Regions from separate parts of the Homo sapiens genome. Here all the other regions are linked to region 1. A link is a loop called in an ENCODE intact Hi-C map of the cell type or tissue named here. Cell type or tissue: chondrocyte. All regions are shown on one strand.

Evidence for each region. Hi-C counts contacts between places; a loop is a spot of excess contacts. Peaks named below come from ENCODE experiments on the same cell type or tissue, not always from the same donor. Only the 100,000 strongest peaks of a DNase experiment are listed, where the experiment ranks them.
Region 2: a loop joins it to region 1, with 6 times the contacts of the local background. A loop is called at or near these places in 6 of 110 quality-filtered maps.
Region 3: a loop joins it to region 1, with 3 times the contacts of the local background. A loop is called at or near these places in 2 of 110 quality-filtered maps.

Annotation. Positions count from the first base shown.
Region 1 is chr16:6,015,190-6,017,689 of GRCh38, forward strand. It overlaps a transcript of RBFOX1 not described here. Among named protein-coding and RNA genes, the nearest start is that of RBFOX1, 2.6 kb to the right of the region's middle. In chondrocyte, a CTCF peak has its summit at 1,477 (motif pointing right); no DNase peak of the experiment used is centred here.
Region 2 is chr16:6,641,773-6,644,272 of GRCh38, forward strand. The region is part of intron 2 of RBFOX1 (RNA binding fox-1 homolog 1); the gene reads left to right. Among named protein-coding and RNA genes, the nearest start is that of RBFOX1, 620 kb to the left of the region's middle. In chondrocyte, CTCF peaks have their summits at 1,511 (motif pointing left) and 1,722; no DNase peak of the experiment used is centred here.
Region 3 is chr16:5,953,834-5,956,333 of GRCh38, forward strand. It overlaps a transcript of RBFOX1 not described here. Among named protein-coding and RNA genes, the nearest start is that of RBFOX1, 64 kb to the right of the region's middle. In chondrocyte, no CTCF peak of the experiment used is centred here; no DNase peak of the experiment used is centred here.

The DNA.
Region 1 (2,500 bases):
TTTTAGCTTGCTTTTTTCATCCTTTTCCTATTCTGTTTAATATATCACTGATAATCTCTTAAAAATCCTAGAGTACTCTGGAGTAATCTACAAATCCCTGGAATTCACTGGATGTTTACACTGACCTTCTGGAAAAGTTATTAAACAAATATAAGATAATAATGGAGAAAATGGTCATTGAAACATCAGTGAAGGCAGAGTGAAGCCCAGAGCACTGGCAGTGGAAATCATTATGGTAATGGTGCATCTTGAAAAGCTAACCAGTCACTCTCCACTGCCTGTGGTAAAGCAAATACGCCTTACAAATCATTTCAGAGCCTGCCTTGGGCCTTCCCTAGCCCATATCTTTAGTTCCAGCTTCTACTCTCTTGGCTCTTTCACCATTGTCCAGCCCCTTAACTTCAACAGGACTCTATTTATATTGAACAGATTTGCTGTTCCTAGAAGGAGCTATGCTGTTTTGCTTCAGGCACTTTCATAAGCTGTATTCTCCTTCGGGAATATCCATCACCCAACTCTCTGTGGAATTCCTATTTATCTTCTCTATTTAGACACGATCTTCTCTAGAATGCTTTGCCTGACCTTCTGCCCTTCTGCCATATCTGGCTATAGGCTCCTGCTCCGTATTGGCCAAATGTTTCAAGACAGTTGCAATCACTCATTTATGTGTCTGCATATGCTATTGGACTGTACGCTTCTCGAGTGCAGAAATTGAGTCTAGTTTATATACTAAATGGTTTACATGGGGGACTAGCCTCAAGAAGGATGCATGTTTGATGACTGAAAGAACAAAGGACTACATAAATGGATGAGCAGGTTGACTTCTCATTTCATTCCAAAGTGGTTAGCCCATTTAGACAGCAATCTACTGCAGGAAAGAAGGAAGGTTCACCTATCATTTATTGAGCTTATTATGTGGCTGGTGCTGTGCATCAGGGAACAAATCTTTGATGTAAAGACCTTTTAGTTTAATAGAAGAGAACAACATTTACAGTAAGCTGAGACAAATGACAGGGTAAAGGTAAATGGAGGTGTTAGAGGAGTTCGCAAGAACACCTTATCTGTGCCTATGGGGGGCTGGGTAGGGAGTTGAGGGATTGGCAGGGAGAAAGTGATATTGAAATGGAGATCTAAAAACTAAACAGAAGCTATCCAGGAAAAGAGAGTATGTAAGGGTATTCCTGGTTGGAGGAACAACATATACAAAAGATTGGATACAACAAGAGAAAAGCCCTCCTGGGTCACAGAGTGAACTTAAAAAGAGCCAGGAGCTGGTAAACCACATGGACAACTTTAGACCTTATCCTGGGGAATAATGAAGAGCTATAGGAAGATCCTAAGTTTTAAAGTAAGATGATGAAATTTACACTTTAGAGAGCTCTCAGCCAAGCACAAGGCTACAAAGTCCTTGTTCTTTTTAAACCAGCTTTATGAAAGGTACCATTTTTGACATTTGCTTAGATCACAAATTGGAAAGTATTTTTCATGTCCAGTAGGAGGAGCCAAAGTCTCCAGGTTCTTTCTAACCATAGCAGGGCGATTCTTGGCCCTAGGTTGTCCTGGGAGCTGTCAACTTCAGCACCTCTCATTTATCTTCCAGTGGCTCAACATGGAGAAATGACAGGAAAAACTCTACTTGGAATGCGAAAGGTCATTGTGAGAAAGAAACTAATACTTTCCAAATGAATAGCATAATGGCATGCCATATTGATCTTTACTCTAATTTTGTTTTAAATTGTAATGGATGCCTCTCACACTCATATTCTTAAGCCATGTAGCAATACAGGTACCAGTGAGTCATGCCTGACACTCATCACTAATCTATCTAAGCCTATTTCTACTCTACAATAAATAAATCAGAGCAGACTCAAGCTGAACTTGATTTTCAGATAGATGAATATGTTTTATTTCCAATGGTAAATATATATATGTATTAAAAATAATCAAAGGGCCCAGCAATTACCCATTTTAATGTAACAACAGCTGATGTTACTGCCTTGAATGATTGCATTCATTTGTTCCTTTCTGGAATAAAAAATGAAGGAGAATAGACAAACAATTCCTGTTGGTGAATTTGCACAAAACAGTATATTCCAACAGAATTTCCCGTTAACTGCCATTTATTTCTTCTATCATTATTGATAATTTGCTTTTAAATTGAGAATACCTCTTTTACAACCCATCTCATCTCCCTGCATGGCTAGACAATTACATTTAAATTCGGCGGTTTTCCCATTGTGAACAGTTTCTGGGGGAAATGATTATGATGTTACCAACCCAGATTTATGGTTTCATTTTGCTATCACTGAAGGATGAGACTAGTATAAAGAAAAAAAAATTGCTTACATACAAATATATTATTATCAAAGAGAATCCTAAGGAAACATATGGTAAAAATCAACCCAAATTGCAAAATCGCTGGGACCAATGATAAAGATATCTTTCTGGATTTTGCAAACTTACTTTTTCAAATGATGATTAAATATTGCGTGCTTTAAAA
Region 2 (2,500 bases), 630 kb after region 1:
AAAAAATAGGTTCTGCCCTGAGCCTTTCAGGCCTGGCCTTGTTGCTCTGGGACTTGCTCCCTCCTCGCTAACGTGTTTCCTTCTTTGGAGATTACCCACTTTAGCTCACCTGGGGAACACACACACCACTGACCCAGTTAGGGCTTCTTCCAGCCTCTTCTCTTTTTTCCATTCTTTTGACTGCGTTAATTATTCACAGGAACCCGTCAATGAAAGCACCAGGGATTATCCAGGAGGCTGACCACCAAATTAGAACAAGAAAATACTTGAAACAGTTTGCATGCTGTCTGAGGGTGCAGCTACGGAGAGGGTATGTTTTAGGTGCTGGGGTCTGAGAGAAATGAAAAGAGACGCCAAGCCAGGTGACTGACAGAAGGCAGGCGACAAACCCAGGCTTCCCAGGCTCGTACTTTCTCTTCGGTGCTGTATTTTTCAGCACACAAACTTGCTGAGAGTTTGCAGCTGACATCTCGAGAAGTATTCTTCTTAAAAGCTGAGCGAAAATTATTCACCTCATGTGAAAACAAGTGCGATTTACATCTAATGTGGGTAATTACTTTTACAGTTAATTAAAAGCGCTCTCATTAAACTCCCGCTGTGATGCCAATGCATAGCTCTTATTTGCAAACAGACCTTTGGTTTGAGCTCACCTGGTGACAGGAGACTCCTACCTGAAACAGGGATGCCGTTCTCGGTACTATGTTTAATTGTGCTGAGCCAGCAACCCTCGAGTTACCCGGCCTTTTACCCCACGCCAGCTCTGCTTGTCTGCATGGCTAGATTTTGAGATATGGAAGCCTCTTGTCCTCTCATAACCACACTCCAAAAAAAAAGTAAGGTGAAGAAAACAAAATAACTCACAGGAGGTAGGGATGCCAAAGAAAGGTAGGGGACTCAAAGAAAGAAGTCAAGATGAAAAGCCTGCTGTCTTTATTTGCATAATAGTTTGGTTGGGGATCGTTTTGTAGTTGTTCTGGCTTTACAGCTTTTTCCTGCCTAAGAAGATATTTACTGTCAGAGAAAATATCCCCTTAGGCCCCCTGAAGATTCCTCCAAATGTTTATAAAGTCAGCAGCTCTGCCCTGCAACCTACCCAACTAAGGTAAACTTTACTCCCTTGGTTGAAGTGATTTGTGTTGAGATTTTACTTAGTTTACATGCGTTGTTTGCTGTTTGTATGATTTCAGGTGAAATAGCTCTTACATCGTGAGTCATCTTCATATTTAGGTTGAAACCATAGACTTTTCGGAATATTCTTTGCCCTGAAGCATCTCTGCCACGCTGAACCTTCTTAAACACATATTAATGAAATGTCTCCTCAAATGATCACATTCCTAGTAAGTAATTAGGGCTTAGTAATTAAAACATGCAGTCATTTGAGACTTAAATTTTGAAGGCACAGAAAGATTGAGAAATTTAAAAAGTTTACGGACCTGATGAATTGGATACTCTTGCATAGGACTTGGTGCTTTCGGTATTTTTTGCAAAGTTATTTGCTCCCATCTGCTGGCCATTTGTGATATTGCAGGTGCTGAGCTAATTTGTGAATGGAAAAGGAAGTGAATAAAATCTATCACTGCAAACATTTTATACTATTCTTCATGTATTCAAGTAAACTGATTTGAATCTTGGTTTTTGTTTGTTTGTTAGTTTTGTTTTGTTTTGTTTTGTTTTTGCGGTTGGAGGATTAAGTGAACACAGACTCTGAAGAATTCTGCTGAAAGGCAAGCATGATTTGAAATTTTTACCAACATCAGAGTTACTCAAGTTTTGAAAGCCAGAACACCCTCGTTATCTTTAATAAAGCAATTAACTTTAGAACATTGGTTTAAATATTCAAATTCAAGCACAGTATATTGTGTAAGGGAGAGTATAAAATACATAGCTCGTAGACCAGATGGATTTCAATCTCCCTTATGCTTTTAATCATCGGAGTGGTAGGAAGCCAATTCCCTACACTCTAAAACTCAGTTTTTTCACCTGTAAAATGGAAACACTGGGCAAAAGGGTCCCTAAGGCTTGAACTTATTCTCAAAATCTGAGTCTTTGTGAAGGTTAAAAAATCATATAAGGCTGAGCACGCTGGGTCATGCCTGTAATCCCAGCACTTTCGGAGGCCAAGGTAGGTGGATCACCTGAGGTCAGGAGTTTGAGACCAGCCTGGCCAACATGGGGAAACCCCATCTGTACTAAAAATAAAAAAAATAGCCAGACGTGGTAGCATGCACCTGTAATCCCAGCTACTAGGTAGGCTGAGGCAGGAGAATCGTTTGAACCCGGGAGGCAGAGTTTGCAGTGAGCCAAGATCACCCTACTGCACTCCAACCTGGGCAACAGAGCGAGACTCCATCTCAATAATAATAGTGTAGGTTGCATAAAATCACCAGTATGCTCTTAGTCTTAGCATCTAAACTCATATTCAGTGACTTGTCTTAAATTAGAAGCCGTTGTTATTTTCACAACAATAGGCAATGTAAGCATGCATCCAAACTATCAGAAA
Region 3 (2,500 bases), 61 kb before region 1:
TGTATAATGACTTCTAGATACCCAGTAGTGGGATTGCTGTATACTTACACTAAAAATGAGTTGTTGTTTATCTGAAATTCAAATTTAACTGGGCCACCTGTGTTTCTGTTGCCAACCGTGGTACCCATACCCCCAGGGGACATTTGGAAATGTCTGGAGACACCTTGGCTTGTCACCACTGGGTGGCGAGTGCCATCAGCATCTAGTGGGTAGAGGATGGGGCACTGCACACTATGCTACAGTGCACAGGACAGCCCCCTGCCATCGAGAATGACGCAGTCCAAACGTCAGTGGTGCTGAGGTTGAGAACCTCTTCCCTTGTGTTTGCCTCAGTGTTTGTGGAACATCTCAGTTTGAAGAATGCTTCATCACATATTCAGGCTGGCCGTGGTCTCATGGATGGAGGGGCTTCCTGGCCTTGTGACAGACCCCCACCCACCCACCTCTGGAGAGATGGACAGGCCCTCAGGTGAGCATCCTCCTGTCTAACTCAGGCCGGGTGGGGGTTGGGAACAATAACGGTGGAGCAGGTGGTGCCGGGTCTCTTCTTTCGCCACCACCGCTGGACACTGCTGAGAACGAAGCATTAAACCCAGCAGAAAATGATCTCGGTGAAGGTACAAAACAGGGAGATTTTTCATCCTAATTTCAGAGATGCTCGTGGTGCCCTTGCGTGGCATCTTGAGTCTTCCATTATTAAAAGTGTTCTTAATTAAAGTGGTTTATGACCTTCAAAGGGGGCAGGCCAGAAAGGGCATTGTTTTGTGGTGCTAAGCAGAGTTTTTCAGCTCTGGAAACTGTAATGAGGACTCATAAGTTGGCAGAGCAGTCAGTAATCACCCCTTAACTCTCGGCAAGCATCTGATCGTGTGCGCCGTGAGCTATTATTTCATCTCTGCCACCCGGCACTTGGCCAAATTGCAGAGGCTACATTTAAAATGCTTCCTTCCTCCCCTTCCTGCAGCCTCTTTACCTCTTAGCCAATATTTCTAGGATGTTATGGAGGAGGAGAGCATTCCCAGGGTGGACAGGTGGACTGAGTAACTTGAAATTTAGGCAAGGGTCTCACTGTTTCTAAGTGAACAGCACCATTCAGTTCCTGGGTTCCTCTTGAAGGAGGAGCAAATACTTGATGAGGCAGCAGCCTAAGAAAGTCAGTCTTTCTAGCTGGACGTGGCAGCTCATCCTTGTAATCCCAGCACTTGCGGAGGCCGAAGCGGGTGGATCACTTGAGGTCAGGAGTTCAAGACCAGCCTGGGCAACAGGGTGAAACTCCATCTCTACTAAAAAAAAAAAAAAAAAAAAAAAAAAAGCCAGGCGCACCTGTAGTCCCAGCTTCTCAGGAGGCTGAGGCACAGGAATTGCTTGAACCAGGAAGCTGAGGCTGTAGTGAGCCAAGATTATGCCATTGCACTTCAGCCTGGGTGACAAGAGTGAGACTCTGTCTCCCAATAAAATAAAATAAAATAAAATAAAATAAAATAAAATAAAATAAAATAAAATAAAATAAAATAAAATAAATAAAAATAAAATAAAATAAAATAAAATAAAATAAAATAAAATAAAATAAAATAAAATAAAAGTCTTTCCTCAGTGCCTGAGAACTAACTATACCCTTTTGGACATTTCTGTTATGGAAACCAGGCAAGACATAGGACATAACCTTCTGCAAATAAATAATCATCATAGAAGTAACAGTAGCAAAGGTTTATTGAACACCTACAATATGGTAAATATTGTTGAAATAAATGTATAAGTCACCTCTTTGGTAGCAGTTTTTGACTTTTTGTGATGAGCACTGTTGTTATTATCATAGAGGGAAAAACTGATAGACTTCACCACATTGAGATTTTAAAATTCTTCTGGATAAAAGATATAAATTAAGCTTACAGATATTTCTAATACACAAAATGGAAATATTAGTATCAGTCAATAAGAAAAAGGCAGTGACCAGTAGAAAAATGAGCAAAGTCACTCCCGGAAAACTAATATATATGACATGTTAATGTAGTTACCAGCGGAATGCAGGTTGATTCAGGAAGATAACGGGTCCAATGCTCAAATAGCAAACACTTAAAAATGTGATAATACCAAATGTTGGTGAGGATATTTGTAGGGGTGCACATCTAACAAATAAAAATACATTGGCCATGCATGGTGGCTCGTGCCTGTAATCCCAGTACTTTGGGAGCCTGAGGCAGGAGGATCACTTGAGGCCAAGATCACAAGAGCAGGAGTTCAAGACCAGCCTGGCCAACATGGTGAAACCCCATCTCTACAAGTAATACCAAAATTAGCCAGGTGTGGTGGCGCGCACCTGTACCCTCAGCTGCTCCAGAGGGTGAGGCACGAGGATTGCTTGAACCCAGGAGGTGGAGTTTGCAATGAGCCGAGATTACTCCACTGCACTGCATCCTGGGCGATGGAGTGAAACTGTTTCAAAATGAACAAACAAACAAACTAAATATGTATTAAGCCCAGTAAAATTTGAATTTTACAT